Regions from separate parts of the Mus musculus genome. Here regions 1, 2, 4, 5, 6 and 7 are each linked to region 3. A link is a loop called in an ENCODE intact Hi-C map of the cell type or tissue named here. Cell type or tissue: left cerebral cortex. All regions are shown on one strand.

Evidence for each region. Hi-C counts contacts between places; a loop is a spot of excess contacts. Peaks named below come from ENCODE experiments on the same cell type or tissue, not always from the same donor. Only the 100,000 strongest peaks of a DNase experiment are listed, where the experiment ranks them.
Region 1: it touches region 3 in a loop (3-fold over the local background); 7 of 42 quality-filtered maps call a loop at or near these places.
Region 2: it touches region 3 in a loop (3-fold over the local background); 10 of 42 quality-filtered maps call a loop at or near these places.
Region 4: a loop joins it to region 3, with 9 times the contacts of the local background. A loop is called at or near these places in 40 of 42 quality-filtered maps.
Region 5: a loop joins it to region 3, with 7 times the contacts of the local background. A loop is called at or near these places in 4 of 42 quality-filtered maps.
Region 6: a loop joins it to region 3, with 3 times the contacts of the local background. A loop is called at or near these places in 11 of 42 quality-filtered maps.
Region 7: a loop joins it to region 3, with 4 times the contacts of the local background. A loop is called at or near these places in 15 of 42 quality-filtered maps.

Annotation. Positions count from the first base shown.
Region 1 is chr13:110,689,112-110,693,111 of GRCm38, reverse strand. No RefSeq gene overlaps it. Among named protein-coding and RNA genes, the nearest start is that of Gm33172, 7.2 kb to the right of the region's middle. In left cerebral cortex, no CTCF peak of the experiment used is centred here; DNase peaks (open chromatin) are centred at 806 and 2,000.
Region 2 is chr13:110,538,673-110,542,672 of GRCm38, reverse strand. No RefSeq gene overlaps it. Among named protein-coding and RNA genes, the nearest start is that of Gm32990, 28 kb to the left of the region's middle. In left cerebral cortex, no CTCF peak of the experiment used is centred here; DNase peaks (open chromatin) are centred at 706, 1,024 and 1,846; H3K27ac peaks cover 2,508 bases.
Region 3 is chr13:110,392,215-110,396,214 of GRCm38, reverse strand. Plk2 (polo like kinase 2) reads right to left here and starts at 1,171. Exons shown (of 14, transcript NM_152804.2): 1 at 778-1,171; 2 at 93-200. The coding sequence starts at 1,038. In left cerebral cortex, CTCF peaks have their summits at 1,253, 1,833 and 3,817 (motif pointing left); DNase peaks (open chromatin) are centred at 586, 1,186, 1,815, 3,812 and 1 more place; H3K4me3 peaks cover 2,150 bases; H3K27ac peaks cover 1,848 bases.
Region 4 is chr13:110,965,886-110,969,885 of GRCm38, reverse strand. No RefSeq gene overlaps it. Among named protein-coding and RNA genes, the nearest start is that of 4930526H09Rik, 64 kb to the right of the region's middle. In left cerebral cortex, a CTCF peak has its summit at 1,569 (motif pointing right); DNase peaks (open chromatin) are centred at 1,162, 1,592, 2,152 and 2,633; H3K27ac peaks cover 2,211 bases.
Region 5 is chr13:110,623,800-110,627,799 of GRCm38, reverse strand. Gm33045 (predicted gene, 33045) reads right to left here and starts at 555. Exons shown (of 6, transcript NR_167735.1): 1 at 351-555. In left cerebral cortex, no CTCF peak of the experiment used is centred here; DNase peaks (open chromatin) are centred at 413, 966, 1,985 and 3,373; H3K27ac peaks cover 3,270 bases.
Region 6 is chr13:110,740,001-110,744,000 of GRCm38, reverse strand. No RefSeq gene overlaps it. Among named protein-coding and RNA genes, the nearest start is that of Gm33172, 58 kb to the right of the region's middle. In left cerebral cortex, no CTCF peak of the experiment used is centred here; a DNase peak (open chromatin) is centred at 2,024; H3K27ac peaks cover 1,703 bases.
Region 7 is chr13:110,556,820-110,560,819 of GRCm38, reverse strand. No RefSeq gene overlaps it. Among named protein-coding and RNA genes, the nearest start is that of Gm32990, 9.9 kb to the left of the region's middle. In left cerebral cortex, CTCF peaks have their summits at 1,767 and 1,972; DNase peaks (open chromatin) are centred at 48, 2,646 and 3,898; H3K4me3 peaks cover 459 bases; H3K27ac peaks cover 3,654 bases.

The DNA of each region.
Region 1 (4,000 bases), 300 kb before region 3:
TTATCTGAACTAATTGAACTAATGATTGATGTGTGTGTGTGGGGGGGGGATCCAGCCCACTGTGTGGTTCTACTGAGGGGCAGGTGGTTGCAGATTATTCAAGAAAGCAGGCTGAACAAACCAGTAAGCAGTGTTCTTTTGTGGTCTCCCATTTAGCTCTTGCTTCCAGATTCTTGTCTGAGTTCCTGCCCTAACTTCCCTTAATGACAGACTGTGACATTGAAGTGTAAGCCAAATTAAACCTTTCCCTTCCCAAATTGCCTTGCGTTCTGGTGTTTATCGCAGCAATGGAAAACAAAGGAGAGCAGAGGGCATGATGTAACCATGAACTTGCCTTCATGCACGTTTTGATGAAGCCTAAAAATCACGTACGTTGTGCTTCCCAGCATGCAATGCTGCCTAGAACTTGAACTTGGTCCTTATCATTTTTCTTCTGTTTATATTTATAAGACGTGTTTCTATTTTTATCAGGAACAAACACCAGGATGCAGGAGGTATAGAAACTGTTCATTGTAGGTTTTCAAGGAATGAACAGTACAACTTTTGAAAGCTACTTTCATTATATTGAAAGCTTTAATTTAAAAGAGAAATTCAAATTTTACCAAACAGAGAAGTACAGTCTATTGTGCGCAAACAATAATCATGTGCAAACAATAAAAGATTATAGTATACGAGTCCTTGTGGATCCAACTCTAGAATTGCCAAGGCAATTAGAAGAAGAGACTGCGATATATGTAGCTACTTCAAGTGTATGTTCCACCTCAACCCACCCCCTTCACAAACAGTGACAGTTGAAGTTGATTTCTAAATTCAGAACAGTTTCCAAGAGGTTCTACATTTAGGAGAAGGAGATTTCCTTTGTCTAGAAATACACCCTTTCCTGTGCGCTCTACTGACATCCAGATGGAACTTTCCCTAAACCCACATAAACAGTCTCAACTCCCTTGCTGTTATCTGCAATTGGAGTTGAGGTCAGTAGCTTTGGAAAGATAGCTGGTAATTTGACAAGTGTGGTGATGTTGTGCAGCGCCAGGCCTAGAGAATTTGTGCTGCCATTCTGTTTCATGATCTTGTACATTCTTTGATAGTTGCACATGTGCAATATAAATGCTATCTGGTTTTTCTCCCTGTTAAGTCGCTGAGATGAGAGGCTTTAAGTTTTAATTCATAGGTCCCATGTGCTTAGTAAGGGTTTGCCATAGGTGAACAACGGACTCATATATTTGAAGGGATGGATAAGTAAATTGGATATGTGTGTATCTGGCTGTATATTATAATGTAGAGTGAAATGAATGATCTGAAACAGATCAAACACATCTGTTTCAGACATTATCAAATAACTTGAACCAGTGGTGTTAGTATAAGAGGGGAAACACATAGATTTAGAGTAAGGTAGACTTGAACTTATCACTCCATTTATCATCCCCCTTTTATCATTCCCTGTTTCGAGCAAGCCATTATATCTCTTTAATAATTACTTACCACATCTCTCAGAGCCCTTTTACCCTCTGTGAGGTATCAGATCGAAGGGGGTAAAGAACATACATAGAGTAGTTAGCAGGTATCCACAGGGTAGCAGTGAGTTCTTCGCGAATGGCAGCTCTCTGCATTAAGTCCTAGTCACAATCAGAAAAGAAGAGTTCTAAAAGCTTTTTAAGATGTTTAACCAGTAGACACACTATGGCCTTTTGTTTAAGCAACATTTATTCTTACAAAACTGTATTCAATGTTCCTGAAGGATTTATCTCCTGTTACGTTGCTCAGTTACCAGTTTTCTTTTCTGGAGGGATTCTTTTTCCCTGTGATAAATAATTTGTGTTAGCTGATAGCCACAAATCACTGACTTCCTTTGGAAACTGCTTCATTGATTTCTGAAATGATAACGGACTTATAATGTTCCTATAAATAAACTCATTAAGTCATAAATTGCTCGTGGCAGCACAGGAAACCTCTCTATATGCTGTTCAGGCATCTTCCTTCCCAAAATACACATTTTCCCAAGGGAGACCCAGCCCGGATCTATTATCCTAAGTACGGCTGGAGCAGAGCCATGAGTCAGAGGGCAACTTTCCAGTTCCTCGTCCTTTCTGAATTCATTATCGTGGGCAGGTTTCCATTGGAATGTGATGGGTTAGAGTGTTTTACAACACAAGATCATTACTTGCCAGGGGATTCTTCTGTTATTAGAGTCCGAACTCTCCAAAGAACCTCCAGTGAAATATGTCAGGTCCGGAAATGAAGGTGACATCCACAGATTCAGAAAGGATAACAATTATAAATAAAAAAGAAAGAGTGTAATGTGTCCAGTGCTTTCTAGTACCCACCAGGTCCCCTGCACTCTGCTTCTTGGATGTGTTCCCACGTTGGCTTCACAATCTGAGACAACAGAAGCCCCAGGTTGCCAGATGGTAAGTTTAATTCACTGCATATCAAGCTCTACCACACAGAGCCAACTCAAAGCTACATCAATTTTGACACCTCTCCCTGGAATGAGGTCCTGGTAGAGGGAGGGGTAATCGTAACTTCCTTGAAGTGAACATTTACTAGGAACCACTCACTCTCTGGATTTACTAGGGATGTTAATAGTGAAATTCAGTTTTATTTGACATATTGCCAGCGCTTGCTTCATACCCATACCACCACTGACCATACTTCCCTTTGCATTTTATTTCATTGTTTAATTTATTTGTTAATTGAACTATAATTTCATCACCTCCCCTCTGCTTTGTCCTCCCTCCAACCTTTCCCATGTCCCTCCCCATTCTGTCCAAATTGATGGCCTCTTTGAAAAGTAGATAGTAGATAAATAGATATACATAGATGTGCAAATATGTAAGTGCAATCGTCTGAGTCCATCTTTGTTGCTTGTGTATATATGATTCCAGGGAAGACCACTATGTATTGCCTAACCAATTCAGGAGTGATCACTTGTTTATAGTTCTTTGTTTCGAGGCAGAGCCCTGAGAAATCTTCTCCCTTCTGTGTTAGCACGCCTATTGATACTGTTATTGTTCAGATCTTCTAGTATCCCTACTGACATTGTCATTGTTTAGGTCTTACATAGAGTCATGTCTAGGAGACCCAATCTCATAGGAGACTTTCTGGGTCTCTGGCTCTTACAATCTTTCTGCCTTCTCTCATGCAATCTTAACTTTTAAAATTTTTTTCTTCTCTTGAAAACTCCCTGTTCAGTCTCATTCCCCATATTTTAACTGGATTATTTGATTTCTTGACTGAGAGGTAAATAGCTCACAAAGATTCTTTCTTGCTCTGTGGGTGTTTTCTTCATTACACTGAAGTTTCCTTAGTTATGCAGATGCTTTTTAGTTTTATGAGGTCCCAGTTGCCAATTGCTGGCCTTCATTCTTTAGTGAATGGGGTCCTAGTAAGAAATTCTTTTTCTATGTCTATGCCTGGTAATATGTATATAGCTTCCTGTGTGTTCTCCCAATTTCAGCTTTTACATCGAGGTTTTTAATCCAGTGGGTGTTCATTGTTGTGTAGAGAGATAAGTACAGGTCTAATTTCTTCAGTCATTATGTGGATAGTGCTTTCCAGGCACTGTTGATTAAAGGCACTATTTTCTCTGGTGTAGTTTTTGGCCATTTTGTAAAATATCAGATGGTAGCCATCATGTGCACTCAAGTTTAGGTCTTCTGTTTTGTTCCATTAGTCTGCAAGTTTGCTTTTGTTCCAGTGCTGTGTTGGTCTTTTTCCTATGACCCTATGATCTATCTTGAGATCTGGAATAATAATCCCTCCAGTGTGTTCTTTAATCTTAGGAGTGCTTTGATTATTTGGGATCTCTTCTGGTCTCACATGAATTTTGGATTTTTTTTTTTTTTTTTTACTTTCTGGGAAGAGTATATTGAATATCCTCTTTTAAATTTTTTGAATTTTGTTGAGACCACAGCAATTTTCTCACTAGCTCTAGGATCCTCCATTTCATAGGTTATTAAGTAATATACTTTGATGCTACATGGAGAAACAAGCAAACACA
Region 2 (4,000 bases), 150 kb before region 3:
CTGTTCATTGCACAAAGAGTGCTTTCTGATGGTGTCTAAGTCATCTTAACTCTTCAGCGAGTTTTACCACCTAGCTTTAGAGAAATAAATCAAGAAGGATATCGTCCCCATGGCTTCCATTTCACCACAGCTATGTGGACAGCTGCTTTAGAGGAGTGGCTTTTTGGAGTTGAGTGTAGTCCCTAGGCAACAGGTGTTAAGAAAATGGTCATCTCAGACCTACTAATCACAAGATCTCAAATTCTGCCAACTGCAAAAAATTCTTGAAATACAGGGGGCAGGGGGGAGGCATGGTCCAAGCCTACCTTAATAAACAACTCTAGTTTGTATTATTTTAAGGTTTTTATTCAGAGCTATCTCCTACTCACTGATGGACTGGGCATTGAATGACCAAAGAAAGGTTGGAATATGAGAACGGTTTGCTTCTAAAGGAAAAGAGCATAGTCACTGGCTTTTAGGAAGAACTAACTCATAGGGTCTTGCAAAGTTAAAGGAACACCAAGAAAATAAGAAAGAAACCAGGAACACTGCATAAAACTAACTACATACATGTAGGTCCTTCTTTGGGTTGGAAATACTCTATGGTACAAGATGCTTAAGGCTTTAGGAGAAAAAAACAAAGCAAGGAGAGGCAGCTAATTATAGGGAGCATGCTGGGGAAGTAGAGCACCCTCACTGTCTCTTCTCAGCTTTGCCACTCCACAGTCACATGATACTACAGCTCAGTGACTCAGCTAAGATACATGGACTGTTTTTTTTTTTTTTTTTTTTTCCAGTTATATTATGACTGGGCATTTTCTGTGTTCCAGGATTATTCTAAAGCTAAGGGTACCATAGGAAACAAGATATGCAAAGCTCTTGTCCTCAAGGGACTTACGTCATAGCATGCTGACAGTGATTCTGCCAATCACAGTAGCTCCGCATAGATGATTCATGGTGAGGACAGAGTAGGTTGTGGAGTGGGAGTCAGGGATCTTAGGAAGATGGCATTGTGTTGAGATGAGACCTGAATTGAGCCTGGCTGATAGGTTGGGTGCCAGGCTAGGAGAGGAAACCAAGACTCAGGGATGGCCTGGGGGAATTTTGGCCTAAGCATTTGAGTGCAGGCTTACAACATTTGTTATATCAGAAGCGCTGTGGGAGGAACACTTTTGCAGAGATGTCAGAGTTTATTCTGGGACATGTATGCTTAGTGTGCCTGTGATCAAAGGGGAAGATTATGAGTTGGCTGTTCTACTGGGGGGCTGGGCTTGTCACAGTTATAAAATGCATGTGTTAAACTGTATCGTCTGTGTTCCTCTCCAATTCTGCCAGTTAACGACTCCATGAGTTAGAAATAAAAGCAAAAAGAAAGGAAAACAGACTGACAGAAACAAATAGATGAAATAAAATCAAATGTGATAAGTACAGAGAATGGATAAAAGTCACCTAGTAGGCAAATAAAAAAGGGACCTTAATTAAAATGGACGGAGAACAATATATCTTCACTTTGGCAGCTATGAAAGATAAATCAAGATCTCAAAATGGCGACTGGCACCAATTGAGTTCCATTCACTGGCACTCAGCAACTGTGGCTCGACAAGCATGTGCTTACTATATATGCCCTGTCAGTTCTTAGCATTTTCACAGAAATCACACATCTAACTGTATGACTGAGGTTGGTGGACTCCCCCACATGACCTCAAGGCAGTATGGACAAGTAGTGATTCCTAACACAAATACTATCACTTTTAAAAAGGAACGAGTTACTGTGGAATATCAGACATAGCCACAGTTATTTGTGTCCAATAGTTTCATAAAGCATATTTCAGTGACGGAGAAGCTGGCTGGGTGATGTGGAGGCCTGCAAATGAGTACACTCACATTTCCGCCTTCGTATAGTTTCCATGGCTACAGGCATATTTGAATCGCATTAGTCACACGTAGCATAAAGAAAGAACAAAAGGACGTGAAGGAACAAATGACATCAGGATGTCACAGAGATGTAGAGGTGATGAAAGCTGTATTTAAAGATCATCATTACACACGTGAAGACCTCTGTGTGCGGGAGTTCACCTCATTAAGTCGAATGCTCTTCCAGCTGCCCTGTGGCATGCTCAGAAAGAGTCCAAGTTTTCCAAAGTAAAATTAGAGTGAACTGTCCAATGTTAAAAACAAATTAATTTACTGATGGTAACATGGTAATTAGAAGAATCACAGCATTCTAACATATCCTCAGAAGTATAACTTTTATAACCAAAGGAGTATATCCATGCCCCATCAACTGATTGTATTGGTTTTCCTAGAGTGGCCTTATGTAGCAGGGTTATTGATACCAATGATCAGCTGAGCTTTATTATAATAAGTAAACAAACTCATTATTCCAAATATCAACACATACTTTTCTACTCACTTATCTATATGTATTTTCTGAAAAACAAAATCTAAGTGGTTATTAGATAAAGCTCCCTGACCTTCAACCTAAAACACAAAGCAGGGTTTTCCAACAAGGCCAAGCTCCCCCACACATGAATTCACAACACTTCTTCTCACACAGCGAACTGATAGTCAACCTTGTAGCAGAATTGAAGCCTTGCATAAATTAACGGATGCCCAGATGAACAAAGGTCAATGTGAAGTTGCTAATTGCCACATTTCTCTAGTTCACTGATTTAGTTATCAAAACCAAAATACAATAACAACCCCAGTAAAAGGCATGTCACAATATGTGACTGTGTACTAAAATAAACCTCCCATGCATATCAATGTAAAATTTTTAATGATGGTATGTGTTATTTGGTTAAATCATGCAAATACCTATGAAGGTTGGGTTGAGCATATTCACAGACACAGAACCCACACAAAGTGGGTTTGCTTTATAAGCGCTTTGTTCCCACATACATATTTACTCTTTTGATTAATCATTATTTTCAGTATTTTTAACTTCAGTGGAATTTGAAGTCACAGTATTCTCAAATAGAATGATAAGTACTTCATATTTACAGATGTGAATATGAAAAGACTGCCATTCCTTGTAGCTGTGTACCACATTGGTCTTAATGAAAATTTTCTTTCTTTTTTCTTTTTTTTTTTTTTTTTTTTTTTTTTTAGTTTATTGAAAATCAAGACATGAATACTGTATTTACATCCTTTCCATCCCCAGAGCTCTCGACTCTGCTCACCCCAGGCCTCCCACGACCATGGAAACTCTTGGCCTCTTCTTTATTTTTGTGACATATGCCTCTGTGTGTGTGTGTGTGTGTGTGTGTGTGTGTGTGTGTGTGTGTGTGTATGTACAGCCAGCTGAGTCCATTTAGTGTTGCTCACTAGGAATTATTTGTTTAAGGGCAACCAAGTAGGATTGGATGATCCATCAAAGCTCTTTCCCAGAGAAGACAGATAATCCCTCTCTTAGTAGCAATTAATTGTCTGTAGCTCATTTAGGGGTGAGGCCTTGTGATATTTACACTGTCTGTGTTGGTATGTCAACTTGTGCCATTGGGCAGGTCATGCTTAGGCAGCCACCGTGTTATGATTTTGTGGGTGAAGCACTGTGTCATATCCAATATACCCCATTTCAAAGCTTGTCTCCTGGTCCTCAGGCTCTTGCAATCTTGCTGCCCCCTGAACCTTAGGTGGTCCCACTGTAATGGTCACCATCTGCTGCAAAAAGAAGTTGCTTTAAAGAGGGCTGACAGCTACATGATTCTGTAGGTATAAGGCTGAATTGACGGCTGAGAGCTGCACTATTCTGTGGTTATAAGGATGGTCATTGACTTAAAAACATCACTCTTAACTGGCCTTCATTTCTTCAGGTCCTGTTCCTTGTACTTTTCTCCCCTTCTCAACCCTTGGTTCCCCGATAATACTTATGATACAAAGGCCAGTGATGCAGGCAATACCAACATTTTCATTTGAGATTGTAATTCTAAGGAATGAATTTGGGGAAGGGAAGGCCAGAGATTAGCCTGGTTGTAGTACTTCCCCGTTTGCACTGGATAGGAGGCACCATGATATATCT
Region 3 (4,000 bases):
AGTGCTTACACATGCAGAAGACATTTTTTTTCTAACAGGGTAGGGCCATCCCTGCACACAAAGAAAATACTTTAGTCGACAGTCATACCCACCTTTTCCCTCTGATGAGGTTTAGCTACTCTGCTGTGAGGAATAATTTTTGCAGCGTAGACTTTGTTGTTTGTCAGATCTGTCATTTCGTAACACTTTGCAAATCCACCCTGCGAGGAAACAAAGCCGAGATGGAATTGAGCAGGACAGAAAAAAGGAAAAAAAAAAAAAATGAAGGGCCAACGTTTAAAATAAATGAATACGTAAATGGGAACGGGAAGCAAAATTTGAGGAACAGAGGGTGGGCAGAGCAGTACAATCTGCTTTGTATAATGGTTTTTCAGGAAGGGCAGCACATTCCTAGAAACCAGTCCAGTTTTCTCGTTTCCCCTTTACAAAGAACTCTATGGAGAAGGGAGTGGAAGGGGGAAAGGGAGGAAAATGCCCTCTGAAGAAATTTGACAGGCTAGCTCCCTGGGGATCAGATAGTGAGAGCCCAAGGCCAAGGTAGAATGCCTTCAGTCCTCCTTCTTAGACTCGGGAGAAAAACAGGCTAAGGATGCAAATCCGAACCCCAGCGCTGTCGGCGCACAGAAGCCCAGGAGGGCAGGAGAGGAACCCACGTCGATCGTTCGGGGAACCAGACAGCTGAAGGAGCGAGAAGTGCGGGCGCTGGGTCCCTGCTCGCTCAGCTTGCCCGGGCAGCCCGCCCTCCCGCCCGGCAGCCTGACGTCCGCCGCTCCTCACCTTGCCCAGCACTTTGCCCCGGCAGTAGCGCTTCCCCGTCGTGGGGTCGACTATAATCCGCGAGATCTCGGGTCCCGAGTGGGAATGGTGGTGATGGTGGTGCGGGGCCGCCGGGGTCACCTGGGCTTGGGGCTGCCCATCTTCAGAAGGCTGCTGCGGTCGCTTCTTCTTTGAGTCCCCGCCGCAAGCTTTGCCCAGAGCCTGCTCGCACATCTTGGTGCCGGCGGCCGGCTGGTAGGTGATAGTCCGCAGGAGCTCCATCGTTGCCTCGCCACCCGACACTGCCTACTTGCCACCTCCGAGGCGCGGACAAGCGTCCGGGCTAGCCCTGTCCCTCGAGCACCAGTCTCTCTCCCTACTCTCTAGTCTGACGTCCTGCTTCGCTTGTGCGAGCAAGAGCGAGCAGCGAAGCTTTAAATACGCGCCGGCTGGCTGGGGCGGGGCCTCGTGACGTCACGGCGAGCGCTCCACCCACCGGCCCCGGAGTCCGCGCTGTGGATAGGTGCGGGGTGGCCGCCTGGATGTCGTGGGCTTCGACCTGGCCTGAAGGCGGCGGTACGCCAAGTGCCCCCAGTTCGTCGCGTGCCCTGACTTTGGACGTGGGAAACAGAAACCCAAGGGCGGACGCCCTGTCTGGGTCCTGGAGGAGCGGGGATGCGGGGTAGCAGCCCGGGGGAGCCGCAGGGTTGGCACCGCCCTCCTGACTGTGTGCAGCCCCACACCCTGTCATCCAGCGAGCCCCGCGGGGTGGCACCCGGAGACCCGGAGCGCTTGGGGACCTCCGCCGCCACCGCAGGCGGGAGGCTCAGTGGCCGGCCTTGCGGAACCGGGCACCAGGCAGAGCCAGAGCAGCTAGGGAACCAGGCACAATCCGGGTCGCAGATCCGGGTGACCTGCTGTGGCGTGGGAGTATCTGAGCTCCCTGCAGCCTCTTCCCATCGCCTGATAAGTGACCCCTGTCAGAGGCCAGGCTCTTAACCTTGGAGTGGAGCGAGGGCTTGACGACTGGAGAAGGTTTGGTACGCAACAAGTCTAAGCAAGATCGCCATCCTGTGGATTTTTTCAGAAAAACGATTAACGGTCTAAGTGGGCCGAGGTTCCTTAGCAACAATATGGGCTGGCTTCCACAGTAACGCTAAAAGTGTTCTGTTGCCAATTATAATTCTACAATTGAAGTCATCTATAACTTTTTGTTCCAACTAGGTGATTCAGATTGCGTGGATCTAATGTCACTAAGCAATGTCACCGCCCTGGTACACAGAGTCAATCTAAGGTCCCACAGTGGGGTATAGTGGAGAATAAAGGCGGCTGTTCAGTTTTTACAGATTTTACTGTTCAGTTGTACCATCTCAGAGACTTTCCTTCTTCCTTGTTCCAGCGCGTATGGTTCCGTATTAACCGCTGGTAGCTATTTTGAAATGCTGTATACATTTTTTTTGGGGGGGGGGGCAGGGTTTCTCTTTTCTCTGTGTAGCCCTGGCTGTCCTGGAATTCACTCTGTAGACCAGGTTGGCCTTGAACTCAGAAATCCGCCTGCCTCTGCCTCCCAAGTGCTGGGACTAAAGGTGTGCGCCACTACTGCCCGGCCCTGTCTATATCATCTTAATACAATCCTGAATGAAAAAGTCTGCCATATTAGGGGAGGGAAAATCATTTTCCTTCTACCCTTTCAAATTATCACTGTGGTTCCTCGGGCTGGGCAGATAAACTGCAGAACCACAAGTTTCTCCATTCACAACAAAAAGAGTACCCTCCAAAGTGGCTTAGAATTGAGGTTTGAATGCTATCAGAAGCCAAAACAAGAGTGTGGGAAAAGACAGGAAACAAAAGGCAGTCGGGAACAAGGGAGTAAATAGGGAAGAGTTTATGTTTTTCACTGATAAGTTTGTTACTTAGAATCGTTCTTTTTGTCTGGTTCTGGAGACTTAGAACTTGAGACTTCTTTTAATAAATGTGATTTTTTTTCTTTTTCCTTACAAAAAAGTGGTGTGCCACTTTCAGGCTTTCTGTGTCTACCTATCTTTTAATTCAATTCAAACTTATCCCGACTCAGCGGTTACATTGAGGGTGACATAGTCTAGCTACCTGTGGACCTGTTTTGAAGGGACATAGCCTAGTCTACATCTTTCCCATCTTACAGGTGAAGAAACGGGGTCCTAGACGATTTAAATAGCTATTATCAATACATTTTTCATAGAACCACGAAGTTTTGCGAACTCCATGCCCGTCCTATTGTCTCGGTTAACACAGTACGTAAGCGGTCACTTCACATTGGAGTTCTGTGTTCCAAAGATTATACAGGCCTTTAATAAAATATCAGTGCTCAGTCCTTGCCAACAGGGAAAGAGTGACATGCAGAATTCCAAATTAATAAGGGCAAATGGTTTTTCCTCCAGGCCACTATCAAGCATAGGTAAGTCCAGTCTTAGTAGTTAAGAAGACATTCAGCTCAGCTACTTCCAACACTGGGCAAAGGTGCTTCCTTAGCACTGCAGGGTAGACAGCAAGACACTCTCCCTTTCCCTGCTTTATCTCAATGCAAGCCCGGGCATGTTGTTCACAAAGGACAGGAGACTTTAACCCAAGAGTATCCCAGGTTTGAATAAGAGGGAGGCGGGGCTGGATGTGGAGAAGCAGAATTACACACACACACACACACACACACACACACACACACCCTGCTTTATTCATAAACTTGGCCATGACCTTTGCTCCCTGACCAGTGTGAGGCCATTGGACGGACCAGCTGGTTGGAGAACACCACCTTACTTTCCCAGAGAGAGTTCTGCTCTAATTAATTGTGTATGTTACAGTTAAAAGACTGAAAGAACAGTTAAGAGATTTTTTTTTTAATTTCAATTTCATATCGTACACCATTACATATTTTTCTGGGGATACGATTGTATTTTCTAGACTGTTGAACATCCCGTGTGAAATTCAGTTCTACCAAAAAGATACAGGCATTTAATAAAATACCATTGCTGAGTCCCGGCCAACTGGGAAAGAATGGTTTTCTTTATGGTAGTGCCATCACGTGGACAGAATCAAAACTGCAGTCCACATAACAACAAAGCTACTTTGCAATGGTAAGAAATCTCAAAGTAGTTCTCTGTAGATCTACGCTCTGGATGGAGACTTTAGTGCCCGAATCCCAATGGGGCTTTTGATGAGAAGCTAACTTCTATCATCTTCCAAGAGATCGAAAATAGCAAAATAAACTTTT
Region 4 (4,000 bases), 570 kb before region 3:
GAGAGCAAGGAAGGAACTGTCAAAGACAACATCTTTCTGATGTGTATGGTGATTTCACGGTGGACCTCTGCAGCTGGTGTGTGTGTCAGGGGAGGAGGATGAGAAAGGAGCTATAATAGACTTTGTACAGTGACTGGCTTGAAATTAAGAATCCCTATTAGCCCTAGCTCTGCCGGTGAAGTATGAAGCCTAAGGCATGTCAGTTCCCATCTTATTTTAAAAGCAAATAGATGAAGTAATTTATGCATCGATCTAGTGCTCTTTTCTTTGTTAGAAACTTCGTGATGAAACAGAAATGACACATTTTAGAGCAGAAGAGATCTTACAGTTGTATGCTCTATGGCCTGGTCTAGTGATATTCCTTAGTTTCTTATTCATAAACGGAAGAGAACAAAGGCCAGAAAGTTGTTATAAAAGGACAGCCAGCATCACAAACACTTTCCAAGGTTCCAGAATATAGATGACTGTAACCAGGAAGATCACCATATCCAATGGTGCCATGACCTAGTCTGAAATAGACACATGTTGGAGAGTGACAATTGCTGTGACGAGACTCTATGACTACCCAACTCTTATAAAGGAAAACATTTAATTGGGGCTGCCTTACAGTTTCTAGGTTAAGTCCATTTTCATCATGGCAGGAAGCATGGCAGCATCTGGGCAGGTGTGGTGCTGGGGAAGTAGCTGAGAGTTCTACATCTGGATCTGAAAGCACCAGGAAGAGAAAGAGACACTGGGTTTGGCTTGAGCATTTGAAACTTCGAAGCTACCTCCAGTGTGGCACACCTCCTCAACAAGGCCATGCCTCCTAATAGTACCACTCCCTCTGCACCTATGGAGGCCCTTTTCATTCAAACCACCACACAGGGGGCAGTGCTAGATTCACTTCTGTCCCTGGTGATAAATAGCCTGGTGTCTATGTAACTAAAAATAAAATAACGCAAACCTCTGGCTTGGTCTTTGAATAGAAAACTGATGCCACAGGCTTAAAAACATTATCAGCAGTTTGGGTTCCATTGCACCATATGCCTCAATCCAACTCTGTGGCCTGGAGAACGTCACTTGGAGAACGTCACTTGGCCCTCTTGGCTCTGCTAGGAAGTTCTCCTAGTGGAGGAGAAGGCGACAGCATGTGTCTGGCTGCTTCAATCCTGCCCGGGAAGTGCAAAGCCCCATCGGCTTAAAGGGATTGAAGAATGACTTCTTTGGATGATCTTCCTGGCGCTCTTGGACTCCTGTGTTGAGAACTGAGGGGTGAGGATTAGGGAGAAGCTCCAAAGACATTGGCTTAAGCTCATTGCCACTGTTTTGGCCAATTTAAGCACGTGTAGGAAAAACAGAGAAATAAATCCATATGGTATTACATTTTCACCAACAACGAACTACTCCTGTTTATAAGAAAAATGACCTTTAGGTAAATTTGATGCCTGGGAATCACCTGAAGAAAGATTATTTTTTTGAAAGCTGTTGTGCCTGTGTGAGCCAAGAGTACTTCACGGCTATGAATTTGACAATTCAGTCTCCACAAAGCAACTGTTTGATCCTAGCAGTGATTGGAACTCTGTCCTCTAGAGGGCAGGAATGTACCAGATTTAAAGAACATGGAGGCTTGCACTGTGCTAGGGAGGAGCCAAATGCCCTGCTTACACTGTGTGAAAGAGGAAGGGAGGGAAAGAGATTACCCTAAACTAGTCTCTTAGACTAGGAACAGTAGGAAATCTTGTCTTGAATATTGAATAAGGTATTTTTAAATTGATGTGTTTTATTTTTTTTTTTCTTGGTTTATCTTGGCTTTCCTCTGCACCAACCCAGCTGGTCCTTGTTTTCATTTTTGTAGTTTTGTTTCGTTTTTCTTCAGATTTTGTACTTTGTATTCTAGGTTGGACATGAACTCACTATGTTGTTCAGGATAACCTCAAATTCCTGATGGCCCCGCCCCCACCTCCCACATGTTGGAATTATATGCATGTACCCACCACGCCCAGCTAAGAAATTCTTACAATGATTAAGCACCTTTTAGCTGAGACATTAACAGTAGAAGTAAGTTTCCTTGGCACAGCCCTTTCAGAGCGTGGGGAGACCAAGCCTGGAGCAGGGAATGGTGTCTTTTAACTCATTCTACAGATCCTGAGTAGCCTAACACAGGAGGATGCTCTGCAGATTAATCAGAAACTGAACATAAAAAGATCACTTGGGATGTTAAAACATAAGAACTGTCAGTCAAGATCTCTGGGATTGGCAGTCTGAGAGTCTTAGAAGGCCTTTTCTCCCATGCCATGGCTTTTCAGTTAACCCAGTGCTAGATGCTCTTTGTCTCCCTTGGAGAGAAATTGCCTTGAGAATATGCTTCATGTTGGCAGAGGGATTGCACAGGGAGGTTTAAACAGCAGGCTGCCGAGAGTCCAGGACATGTTGAGGCATAACCTGCTGCCGGTGGACCATGCTGCTCCAGGCGTGACCTGGGAGTTACCGGCAGAGTTTCACACCATTGTTCCTGCTGCTCTGCTTGCTCTCCAAGGAGAGGAAGGCTTACACCACAGCTTTCCCAGGGTCCAGACACTTGCCAGCAGCTGACCCATCAGGAAATGGCCTCTCCCCTCTTCCTTCCCACATTCCTTCCTTCCTGAGCTTCCCCAGTCCAAGGTGTGGCCGCGCGCCCAGAAGATCTGCTCTGCTTGATTGACAAGCAAACAAAACCTTCCTCTTAGATAAGCAAGATCACAGGTCTGTAGGAAATCTATTTGTTTCTGGATGGAGCTTGTCTGCTCTCGCTGTCTCAATAGCTACAGTGCTGACTTCATAGTTTCTTATCATATCTTTAGGATGTGTGGAACAGTAAATCCTAAAACAATGAGCTCTGCTTTGTAACATTTTTTTTAACAGGCTAATTCACAGTGAAATACTACACTTTGTTCTACAGAGTTTATGGTGGTCTCCCTTGGAGTCCTTAGCCATTTGTACTGTGCAATAAGAAAGACTAGAAGAGAGATTTCCTTTTTGAACTTTCTTTTTAATTTAGTTCTTTAGAAATTTGTTATTCCTGACAAGAGCTGGGAATTCAGGAAAGGGTGCCCCTTGCCACTTTTGGGGAGAATCTTTTTAACACAGATGCAACCCAAGAGAGAATGACAGAAAACTGTGCAATATTTTGGCTCAACAAGGTTGTCCCTTGACTTTTACATTTGTGTAAATGGAGAGCCTTCTTGGGATTTTTTTTCTTTGTTGCCTCTTGTATGGCTCTAGGTAAACCTGTGTGTGTAGGTATGCATGTGTGTGCATGTGTGTGTGTATGCATAAAAGGACCAAAGGTAAACTACTTCCAGATTCATTTTAAAGCTGATGCCTACCCTAAGATCATTTAAGGAAGAGCAAACATGTTTCTTCTTTTTAAAAGAATTTTTAAAACATTTTTTTAATTGTTCGCAACGGTTATCACTAATATCAGGTCTAGGAAAAGAGTATCTGCAGCAGACATATTGTTTCATGTTTTATTTCCCAGATGGACAAAAGGGAGATATATACATAGAAGGGGTTGATAGCAATCTCCAGAACGGCCTGTTCGTAGCCTGCAAGATAGGTATTGTTATCCACGTTGATCAAATGAGAAAACTGGTGCTTGGGCAGGTGAGTGAATTGCTATATTTACTCAGCATGTAAAGTAGGATTAGTAATCGAATCCATGATCTCAGATTTCATGTTTTGCTTCTTTAAGAGTACGTTTATTTTTACTATGATGTTTTAAAATGAGCATCTGTAACATGTGACCAGGAACTCAACTTTTCCCTCCTCTCAGTGTCCAAACTAGAGCTGTCTATTCAGCATGAAGATGTTTTCTGTGGTTGTGGTGGTTTGGCTAGGTATAGTCCCAGAGATTCATGTGTTTGAATCCTTGGCCATAGGGAGTGGCACTATTAGAAGGTTTGGCTTTATTAGAGGAGTGTGGCCTTGCTATAGGAAATGTGTCACTGTTGAGGCAGACATGAGGTCTTAAATGTTCAAG
Region 5 (4,000 bases), 230 kb before region 3:
CAGCCTCCTTCACACGCTTCCTCCTAGGGCTGGACTGACTCAGCTTCACTAAGAACAGAGAGCACTTTGATTGACAGCTGAGTTTGCCATCCTATGTTTCCACAATGTGATGCAGGAAAGAGAATACGGCTTACAAGAAACCCTCTCGAAAAAATAAATCCAGCCCAGCAAATGAACAGAGGAACGAAAAGAAATACTGTTCCGGCTAGAACACTGATGTAGGTGTTTGTAGATAAAATGATAATTTAGAATATGAAATTCATGATTTGAAAAAAAAACGATAAGCTATCTTTCACGCTTGGCTTTGATCTAAAGATTAGAAATTGCTTCCCCTGAGAAAAGATACTTACAGATGCAATTTGCAAAGGAGCCAGGCAGAGGGAAACAGGATCCACAGCAGGCAGATCCAGGTCACCCAGGCTTACGTGATGAATACTTATTGTGTATCACACTGAATTCACAGCCACTACCTTTAATTAGTAACAAGAACATAGTCAGGGCAGCAGGCAGCTGCAGAACCTGCCTCTGGCCCTCAGAGGAACGGGGACCATGTCTGGCTCAGGGGGACACAGCTGCTTTACAAACTCTGAATGTGTGGGAACAAACGCCGCTTGAGATTTCTGTAGTAGGGAACCAGCTAGGGAGGTTTTTCCAGAAAGAGATAAGTTCATGACTGTTTATTAATAGGACACTAGATTCACTCAATAGAAATGTTTGGTAGTGACTGCTTAATTGTTCTCAGGCAGTAATTACTACAATTAAGAACCTGCAACATTGCAAAACCTCGTCTAGACTAGTATTAAAAAGAACCTGTTGGTGATTGCTCTTTGCTGGAGAGAACAGATAAACAGTGGACCTGTGAGTGGTGCTCAAGTGTTTACTAGGAACCCATCTTCCCAGTCTTCTCCCCGACTGATACAACAGCCTTGAACTTGAGGTATTCTGGGTAGCACAAACACCATGCAAGTGCATACCTTCATTCACCCATATCTCTAATATCGGCTACTTGTCCTATTAAAAACATGAGGTTGATATTCCCACAGCAATGACTGTTAACATTTCCTACTTGGAGACAAACTGAAACCAGAAAAGAGCCCCAGAAAGAGACAGTCAGGCTCAGAGTGACAGCAGGAAAGACCCTCACTTCCAAAGAAACTGCAAAGTCCAGGATGCTCCCGAGGAGGAAATGTCACCTCTTAAGAAATCTTATCTGCTTCTGCTTCTGCTTCTGTGACTCTCCCCCACTGCTGTCCTTCTTCTTGGAACTTCCCACAGCCAGGCAAACCCTTAACCCCTTCCTTCCAAAGCAGCACAAGTGAAGAGTTAAATTCACACCCTCAACGCCACACTCTTCTTTTCTCAGAGACCCAGCATCTCATACCCGTTCCAGTTCAGTGTGCTGGACAACGTGAGCACTCTCAGGCTCTTGCTTAGCCTGATGATGGCCATGCTAAATTATGTGCTAAAGCCTCCGGGACAATGACATAATCAGGTGTCTCTGGCACCCACAATGCATTCTGACAAAGAAGGCTTGAGGTATGAAGATGCTTGTTTTTAAAAACAAACATTTGAAAGCTTTTGCTTCACACGGTTTCTTTTATTGCGATGATCTTGCATCAGTGAGAAGCATTTGCTCTAAGTAATAAATTAACATTGCTACCAGTTATTACTAGCGTAAGTAAGACATTTCCATTGGGGTTCGTTCCACAGGATTTTGTTCACATACGTCGTCATGAGCACACTGTTGTGATAACATACAGAATACCTTTCATGGCACCGACTCCCCAGTACTCCACCTGCTAGTGTGCACCTCTAACTTCTGTGCTATGGTTAATCTTCAAGGTCAACTTGTTTGGATTAAGTAATATTTAGGGTGTGACTCGGGAATGTCTTTGGGTGTGTCTCCAAGGGCGTTTCCAGAGAGGATTAGCTTTGGGGATAGGATCCACACTAAACGTGGGTGGACCCATTCCACAGGCTGTGGTTCGGGACTGCACAGAGAGGGGAAAGGAGAAAGTCAGCTAGTGCAGAGTTCCTTTCTGTCTTCTTAGATGTGAGCAAGCAGCCTCACATTCCTGCTGGCACACCCAGGGGATGCTTCCGCCCCAAGCTTCCATGAATACAGTGCACTCTCTTCCTGGAAACCAAATGTAGCTTTGCTCTCTAAGTTGCTCCTTGTCTGATATTGATTATAAGGGCAAAGAGGAATTCATACAGTGCGGTCTTGGTATCTCTATACTGTGTTTTTCTGTAATCCTGGAACCTAGAATCATGGTGTGCAGCCTTTGTAGGCTGACATCTTTTGCTTTGCAATATCATCCATGCTGTGGTAGAATTACCCTTTGTTATGAGCAATGCTCTACTGTTAGGTTAATATACATTTATCTATTCACCGATTGCAGGATATTCTAATTGTGTCCATATATTGTTAACTATGACTAAAACTGTTACAAGCACCCATGGGAAGGCTTTTGGTGGCTACCCATTTTAAAATCATTTGGATAAATACAAAAATGTACAACTGCATCTCTGGCATGGGTACAGTCCATTTTGTAGGAACCTGCCCAATTGTATCTGAAGTTGCTGTCACCAATTTTCAGCCTCGACAACAGCAAACAGGATTTTCAGTGAGTTCGATTATTTTTTTGAGAATGGTATTTGGTAAATACAAAAACACAAAAGAGATAAGTTGTGGTGTGGAATTAATTCAGAGCTTTCTAGCTGTTGTTTTGGGCTGTCTTTGCTGTACACAGTGAGGGTAGTGGGGGTGAGCTGAACTAGGTAGTGTCTCCACTTGGTACTTAGGAGCACTATAAACTAGTCAGTGTCTTCACTTGGTACTTAAGAGCATATAAGAAAAGCAAATGTACTTGGGGAGGCTGAGATTCATCTTGTCTAATTAAAGAATAGGATGATGGTGCCAATTCCTCAAAATCAAGCAAATATGAAAGGTAAAACTCATTTACAAAGACTAGCTAGCATCTTCATGACCTTACGGTGAGTACCCCATATGAGCTTCTAACTCCAATGATATTGACTATGATAATTTTCACCAGTTACTGTTTGTAATTGTAAGTGGATTCTTTATTATAATGGCAAAATTCTGTTTCCAAAACAAGAAAATGACTCCAGTCTTTTCAAAGTGAGTGGAATTTCCCAGTCATTTCTACCTAGTAGAACTCAGAGAGGATAGAAATACCATGGACTCACAGATCACAGATTCTAGCATCTCTGAGGATGCAGCTTCTGTATCTACGTCTCACTGGCAGTGTCTGTGTGGGAGTGGGTCATTGCAGGTCATGCCCCTGGATTTCCCACAATAACCTCACTTACCATAGACCCATCTTCTGAGAAAAAAGGCCAGTAGCATCGTCTCAGTAAAGTGTAACTCCAGCCTTGGGAGATGCAATAGCCACAAAGATTTCCTTTATCTTCTGATACAAAATTAGCATCAATATCCCACTTACTGTGAGATTCTGTGTGGTGCTCAACCGGGGGACCACATTTTCATATTTTCTATTGCCTTCACTGTGTGTGTGTGTGTGTGTCCTGAAACATCACTTCCTTTGGTTATTTTAATGCAGTTTGTCACCCTCTGAGCCAGAAGCTAGCTCTGGTTTATCAGCTGATTCCTGAAATGTGAAAATGCTCATCTCCAGTACCTGATTCCTTAGAGCACCTGCTTTCCTCCACCACCACCCGTAAAACTTATTTTTCTTTATTAATTGTTAATGCCATTGTTGTATAAAATGTATCTTGATCATATCTACCCCTTATATCTCTTCCAATTCCCCAACCCCAGACACCACTTCAGATTTCTTTCCAAACTACATGCCTCCCTCTTGTAATTTTTGACTAACTTACTTTTGAACCTATGGAATCCAGTTAGTGTCATGTGCTGTGTATGGGGTCATCTACTAGGGCATGGGGACACTGTCAGTGGGCACACTCCTAAGGAAAATGGAATGCCCCTTCTTCCAGCAGTCACCCACGGCCAGCA
Region 6 (4,000 bases), 350 kb before region 3:
GTTAGGGTTAGGGTTAGGGTTAGGGTTAGGGTTACTTAAGGATGATCATACTTATCATACTTAAGAACTATCAGGCTTGTTCTGAATGTTCTGACTGAAGCCTTCCCTATCTGTGTGGTACTTGGACAGTTGATAATACTCTACCATGGTGAGTGATTCTGAAGAGAAATGGTAAAAGATGTAAGTTAATAGCACCGCAATTTAGAAACATGGAATGATTTGGGTGTGAGGTCTCGATGGAGGCAGGTAGTGTGTTGTACAAAGTACTTTTCCAGTTCTTGCTTATATTGTAGGCTTCATTGAGTTAGTGGAAATTATTAGAGATACTGTCAACTTCCTTACCCAGCAAAGACAAATCCTTGACATTGTTACTTGAGCCGTTGTCTGAACTACCTTTTTCATTTGCTTTGTTCTAAAAGCCAAAGGTCCCTCTCATAAATTGGTGCAGTATACTGTCTAAAAGTTTCATGAACAGAATGTGGTAAGTTTCTATCTGCTGGATCTAAAATCTACTGTCATAATCATTTAAAAAATAAGTCTGTAAACACCAGAAGGTTACTCTGAGGGTTAACTATGGTGATTTGATTATTGTACTGCCTTGAAATCTATTTTTAAAGGAGACTCAGCTAACTAGCAGTGGAAGAACGCTGCCTTAGCTGTAGGACTTGTTCATAAACATACACAGGCTTTTCTCACATCGAATCTATAGCTAACTATTGCTGTAACATTTGTTTAGCCTCCCAAAGAGTTGCCCAACCTGTGGTACATTATCTAAATTTGGAAACGGGACCATAATTATACCTGTGGGTCACCTACCTCCTCTACTGAGGTTTTTTTGGAGAGGACTGTGTTAACCACAAAACCAAATGCAACCACAAAGATACTTTTCTAAGAAAAAAATTTTCTCTCCTTCCCAAACCAATTTGGTTATTTTAGATTAGTGAAAAATGGTAAGAAGCATTCCATGGTTGGTTTTAGATCAAGCCTTAACCCCCAACAGTCTATTTAAATAAGAAACAATGTGGATCATGGGATAAAATATTTGCAACAGATGACAAAAAGCATCTACATACTAAAAATATATTCACTATAAATATATATATAAACATATATATATATGACTTATATACATACATATACAGAATAAATATAAATCTTGAAATCTTGTTTGGTAAGCACTGGTTATAACATATTTATTATGTAGAAAAAGAAGCCTCAGGTTTAATCATCTGCATAACGATTTGACAAGGTAAAATTAGATGTGTCATTTATGTAAGATGCTACTTGGAACAATTACTTTTCAAACCTTCACCTTTCAAGTAGGAAAAAATCATTCTGTTCCCAAGACCCAGTGTCATGATCTCCTGCTTGTTAGCATTAACCTCGAGCAACTTTGCTCACATTTATTCTTGGAAAAGGAGAATGGAAGGAAAATAAAAAGGGAATACAGGAGTAAAGGAAAACAGAGGTGTGAGATATTCAGAGACAAATATGATAACAGTCCCAATCAAGGAAGAAATGGATTATGTTGAGCTAGGATGCAAAGGAGTTAATAACTGCTAGCATAAATACTACAGTTAGCAACAGTTGCATTGGTCCAAACAACAAAGAATTGTGGGTTTTCAGCTGAGAATTCCTAGACATGTCAGCAGACAGTAACATGTTTCAGAGTGACATCCTTCAAAAAGCTGATAGTGGGGTGCACTGTAGGAACCCAGGTGCAAAGGCCAGATGGAGCTCTGAGCTTAAGCATTCAGCTTTGCCATTTATAAACTGAGCCCGTCAGATGTGAATAAGTTCCGAACCCTGTTTTCCTTCCAAGTAAAACTCAAGACTTGAGAGTTTAATCTGCCGTCTTTGCTTTGAAAATCAAAGCCTACAGATTGTGAAGGCTGACTGGTGGCCTCTCTGCTTCCTTCTTTATATTCTTATGTAACAGCAAACTCTCCCAAAAATAGATGATACAATTTTCACATCAAAGGTACATGGCAAAATTCCTACAGATTTAAAGAATTTTCTTCCCTTGAGGAGAAACAACATTGCCAGTGGCTGTTCCCCAACAATAAAATGTGCTCAGGAGTCCTTGGCGATACAATGGGCGTGACGAGTGAAGGAGGATGCTCAGAAGCAACAGATGCTCAGGAAATCCGCAGCTTCAGTCTGTGCATTCATCGGCACAGTCCAGTGCTTTAGAAAACTAAAGTGTAAAAGCACTCTTCTAGTCAGACATTCGTTTGCTTAACCACGTTTATTGCACAAAGATTGCATGTCAAGCACAGAATCAGAAACTAAGAATGCAAAATTAGAATGACTCATCAGCACCCGAAAAGCTCTCCTCTAGTTGGTATAAGACAAGAAACCTATTGTTCCGATACTGGAATATAATGAACACTATATCAGAAATACATAGGATTTTTGGGAAGAAAAGGCAGAAGCATTTAATAAGTATATAGTGATATGACAGAGATTGGTGGAGAGAAAGTCATTATACAACTAAAATTACACCAAGTGGGAGAGGAAAGGGGCCAGCTCTTAACGGAGTCCTTTGTTTTCCTCAAGATAAAATTTTATTCTCCTTTTTGTTAAGCTTCAAGAAGGTAGAGATCAAAATGAACTATGTCTTAATCTCGTTTCATGAGCTAATGTTCTCTAGTAGTGGGTATTTCATGAAAATATTTTATTGGAAAAATTACTCAATGAAATAGCTACAGTGAATTGCTCATACTCTCAACAGAAGTGATTAATGTATAGATCAGCTAGCCTGATAGTTTCTCTTGGATGGCTTCCTACTTACTGTTCTATTGCTATGAGGAGATACCATGACAAAGGCAGCTTACTGAACAAAGCATGTTATTGGTGGCTTGCTTAGAGTTGTGAGCTAGAGCAGTACCTAACTTACATCGTTATCTGCAGGCAGGAGGCAATGTGTTTGGGTTTTGGACTACCCTCAGGGTCACCTCCTTTAACGAGGCCACACCTCATAATTCTTTGAAACAATTCAACTAAGAACCAAATATTCAAATATATGAGCTCACAAGGACCATTCTCATTTAAATCGTCCCATTCCACTTTCTGACCGGCAAAGCCTTGTAGCCATATCGTAATGCAAAATGCATTCAGTTCAACTTCAAAGGTCCCCAGAGTCTCAAACAGTCTCAAGATTGTTAAAATGCCCAAAGTCCCTTTTGAGACACAGGCATTCTCTTAACTATTATCCCTGTAAAATAAAAATTAATTAAGTTAAATTAAATTAAATTAAATTAAAAAGCAAATGACAAATTCCAATAACAATGTTACAGACTATGTGTTACCATTCCAAATGTCGAAAAGGGAACATGGTGAGAAAATACTGGTCCAGAGTGAGATGAAAGTTCAATGGCACAAACTCTAAAGCCTGACTTAGATTTCTCATACTCCTGCCGGCTTTGTTGACTGCAGCACACTTTTTCTCTCCTGGGCTTTTTCCACTTTCTGTCTGCAGCTTACCCTTGGCATGCATCCCAAGATTATAGTATCTCCGATATCCTTGAGACGCCAATGAATCTAGAAAAGATTCACCCCTGTGCCTGAAGCTGCCAAGTTCTTCTGCTGGCTTGGGATGGGCTCTGACCCTATCCTTGAATTACATTTGCGTAAGCTTTGACTTGTTCAAAGTTTTTCCTTTGCTTCACAAGCTTTTTGTTGCCCTAAGGGTGCCCCTCCCTTTATTCATTTTCCCTCAAGTTTTTCCTTAAACTCTTCTCTTTGATCTGAAGGCTTGGATCCAACAGTACATTTTCTGGTCCTCTTTTTCTTTTTTCTTAGATATTTTCTTTATATACATTTCAAATGCTATCCCGAAAGTTCCCTATATCCTCCACCCACCCTGCTCCCCTGCCCACCCACTCCCACTTCTTGGCCCTGGTGTTCCCCTGTATTGGGGCATATAAAGTTTGCAATACCAAGGGACCTCTCTTCCCAGTGATGGCTGACTAGGCCATCTTCTGCTACATATGCAGCT
Region 7 (4,000 bases), 160 kb before region 3:
ACTGCAGAAGCAAAACCAAAACAGACGGAGAAGTTCCGAGTGTCCTTAAGAAGTTTGTACTGCCTGAGTTCCTCTTACATAAGTGCCTGCTGTTTTGGGCTAACACGGGGCTGAGGAACAGAGCTCCTGTGGAGAAGGTCTACATCTATGCGTGCTATGGTTTGACTCAGTGTAACCTACAGGCCCGTGTGGAGGCTTGATCCACAGCGGAGGTGGTGTTGCCTTTAGGTGGTGCAGGCAAATGGCAGGCCTTAAGCCAATGCGGGCAAGGCACTTAAGGGGATGTTGGACACCTAACCCATTCCCTTCCTCCTTGCTCTTTGCTTCACAGACATCATGAAGTGAAACGCTTGCTCCACCATGTTCTCCAATCTGATGTGGTCTCACTATCCTCAGACCCAAACTTGAATTGAAACTGTGAGAGAAATAAACTTGTCTTGGTTAAAAGTTGATTTATGTCAGGATTTTGTTAAAGTAAGAGAAAACTGACTAGCACAATATGCATACTTAGATGTACGTATATGTGTGTATACACACACATGCATGGGTATGCAGACATATGCATGTATGTATGTGTATCGGTGCTAGGGGATATAGGGTCAAAAGAAAAGATGTTTAAAAGAGTGTATGAGTTATATGTTCCCTTTTCGAAAATAGAATTCCAATTCTTTGGTTTGTGCATCATATATAGTATCCCATATAGGTAATGTTTTTTCTTATAACTCTTTACTTTGTCACGCACACAGTTTCTTTTCTGTCTTTCGGCTGTTAAAATAGCAAATAATCCAGGTTTACTTTTGCCCAGCTTCCTTCTTTCATCTTATATGTCATTGCTTATATGTCATTGCTAGCATTTTTTCCCCCAGAGCTTGGGCCTGTTGTCTCAGCAACTGCTTTCCCCTCTGCTCCATCATTTATCAACGGCACTGGTTTTGCTTCTGTGTTTATTTTCCTTGAGTCTCAGAGGATGACTTTTCTGGAGACCAGAATGTCATGTATGCCCAGTGTCTCATAGAACTTCTTGCATATAAAAATAAAGATAGTTACATACATTGTTGGCAAACAGAAAATCTGAGCAGTAGATGAAATACTGAACAACATATGACATATATGCAGGATATTTCTCGGCTGTGGTATACTTGTTGACCCTATACAAAGCCCTAGATTTGATTTCTAGAACATCAATGAAATCTTTACATGTCAAAAAGAGTTAGTAAACCAGAATTATGCCTAGAATATAAGGCCATGGATCATGTAAAGATTTGTGGATTGACGTGCAAACTCTAGTACATCAATTGCTTTTCTTGGCCCTTGTTATAATCTTTGTCTCTTTCCTTCATTTTGAACTATATCTGGACCTAGAGTGATCAGTAAAGATAAGAAGCTGTATGCCTGGAGAAACCTGAGTGTCAAGCCACCCTATAAGGTTATCCTACTCAAGGGAAGAGCCTGGTCCAGAACATGACACCAGTTGTCTTCTCCTGTCTCTATTGCATGAGTAGAACCAAACACAGTGGCACACACTTATAGTCCTTGGTGCTTGGGAGGTAGACAAGATGGATGGCATGTGCCAGGTGACCAATGTTAGCCTGAGCACCATAGCAAGACCCCCATTTCAAAACAAGAAAATAGTTTTGTCTAACAGTGACAGCTCTCTCCATGCCTATTCAGTAGCTGTTAAGACGCAAAGCTTCCCTTCAGATGACAAATGATACATTGTTGCCCTTATAATGAAACAAACTTGCCATAGACCCAGCTTTGATTTCGGAGTTTTGTCAAGGTAACTCAGACATAAGGATTACTGTCCTCAGAGATGTGTCTAACCCTGAACTGTCTTCCAGATTAGGCTACAGAACCCAGTATCTGGAACTTCAAGAGGTGCGATGCCTCTCTTTGCTCTGCTTTGCTGTCACCTAGAAGCAGCAGCTGCTGCTGAGGAAAGATGACCTAGAGGATGTCTGGGGCCATTGCAGCCAGAGGAAGAAGAGGAGGGGCTGACTGAGTTGAATTGGCAAGTTGTGTGATTAAGTCTGAATGGATAAATGTCATACATGAGAAACTGTGCTACTGTAACACTGGATCCATGAAGGTGAGTTAGTTTAATGTCTGTTGGAAGCCTCACAGAGGTATTTGGGGAAACAGACCCTGAACTGTCGGATAAATTACTTCTGGAACGAAGCTCAAAATTATCCTAGAAATGAAGCTATGCACCAAAGCAGGAAACTCCTCCTGCGAAGCTCACGTGGTCATCTTTCTGGGCCTATTACAGGGTGGAAATTCAGTCTTCCTCGTCTTAATTAGCGTTTGTGGTTTCATAAGGGTGGCCCAAGTCGTGAAATTTCCTCTCTGTGTTATTGTACAGAGGATTCCGCGAGAAGGGACCGCAAGCCCGAGTCCTTCACAGTTTTGTTGAAGAATGTCAGCAAATTACCATTGTTTGGAATCACACGCTCATAAGCTGGGCAGCAGAATATTTATGATACGAAAACAATCACAAAAGCCTTTGCCGCGCTGCCTTATTGACACAGCTTTCCCGTCCCCACATCTTGCTTCCTCTCAGGAAAGTGGGACGTGTTGGATGATTTCCCAGGTTCTATTTGGAGAGGAAGTCTATACGTTTTCCACCACGCAGACCCTGCCAATCTGCACACTCCAAAGAACACCTGCAACTAACAACTACGCCTGCTCTCTTTTGTGTGCCCGCAGCTATCAAAATAAATGAGTTACCCCGGTTGGGAAAATTACATCTCTTTTCGGAGTAACCTTGCTCTCTGCACGTGCGCAAGGAGTCAGACACCGTGATGCTGTGCCCAGTGCTCCTGACTAGAATTATAATCCAGACATTTTGCGTTACGTCATTGTCAGTAAGTGTACTAACAAGAGCTATTAAGATCTCATGACCTGCCTGTCCCCTTTTTACTAGTACTTCTCCCCTATTCTGCTCACGGTTGATTCTTAACCAGTATAATAATGGGAAAGAAGGACCTGCCTCTTTTCTTTGCCCAGATCTGCCACTAAGATTTTGAGTCCTCTCTCCCCTCCCTCCCTTCCTCCCTCCCTCCCTCCCTCCCTCCCTTCCTCCCTCCCTCCCTCCCTCCCTCCCCCCTCCCATCTCAAGCATCCTTGTAGGCTAGCATTCAAAAGAGAATGGACAGTTGCTTTCCTCCTGAACATCTGTCCAAGCCCCCAGGATCTGAACTTTGGCTCAGAACGCTGAGAACTCACAGCAGCTGTATGGTCAGCTTTCAACACAGCACATGCATGGGGAAGGACTTGCTGCTCAAATGAATGTTCATTTACTGTTGGGTATTTAGCAACCCTGCCCTCGAACATAGGGCTAGTCACAGAATATTCCTTTGATGGAAAAAAATAGCAGGAGATACATCCACAAGCAAAAAAAAAAAAAAAAATCAAAACAAAACAACGAAAACAACAACAGCAAAAAGCTCCAAACCCTAATCACTACATCTAACAAATTCTGCTTCTTCCCTGATGGTCCTGTTGCTGCTGTAGCCACTCCTAATATATCTCCGGGCACAGTAATGATGCTGGTGATGGTGATTCCAGGTTTGGGGTGGTGGTATGAGGTGCATAGGTCTGTGCACATGAAAAGAGATCGCTTTGGCTCAGCACCCACCTCTACTTTGGAATTGCCCCAGGCAGGACAGCCTGGTTTGGCAAAATATGTACCCGACTTCTAGATACTGGGAAATGCACCCCAAAGCTACAGCATCTATATCCCGTGTCTTCAGTCACTCCTTGGGGATTGGCTACTTCCTTTAAGTGACTCAGTGTCAAGGGTTCAAAACGTTCAGATAAAACCATTTTGAAGTGTTCTGTTCTGGCCAGATTGACTTCCTACCCTGTCCCTCCCTGCTGTTCATCTCCTTTAAATACTCCTAAAGCTTTTAGTCATCTTACAGAACACTCAAGCTTAACGCCTTCACTGGGGCTTTCTGGTTATTTTGAGAACATCCTACCCAGAACAGGCCACATCTCC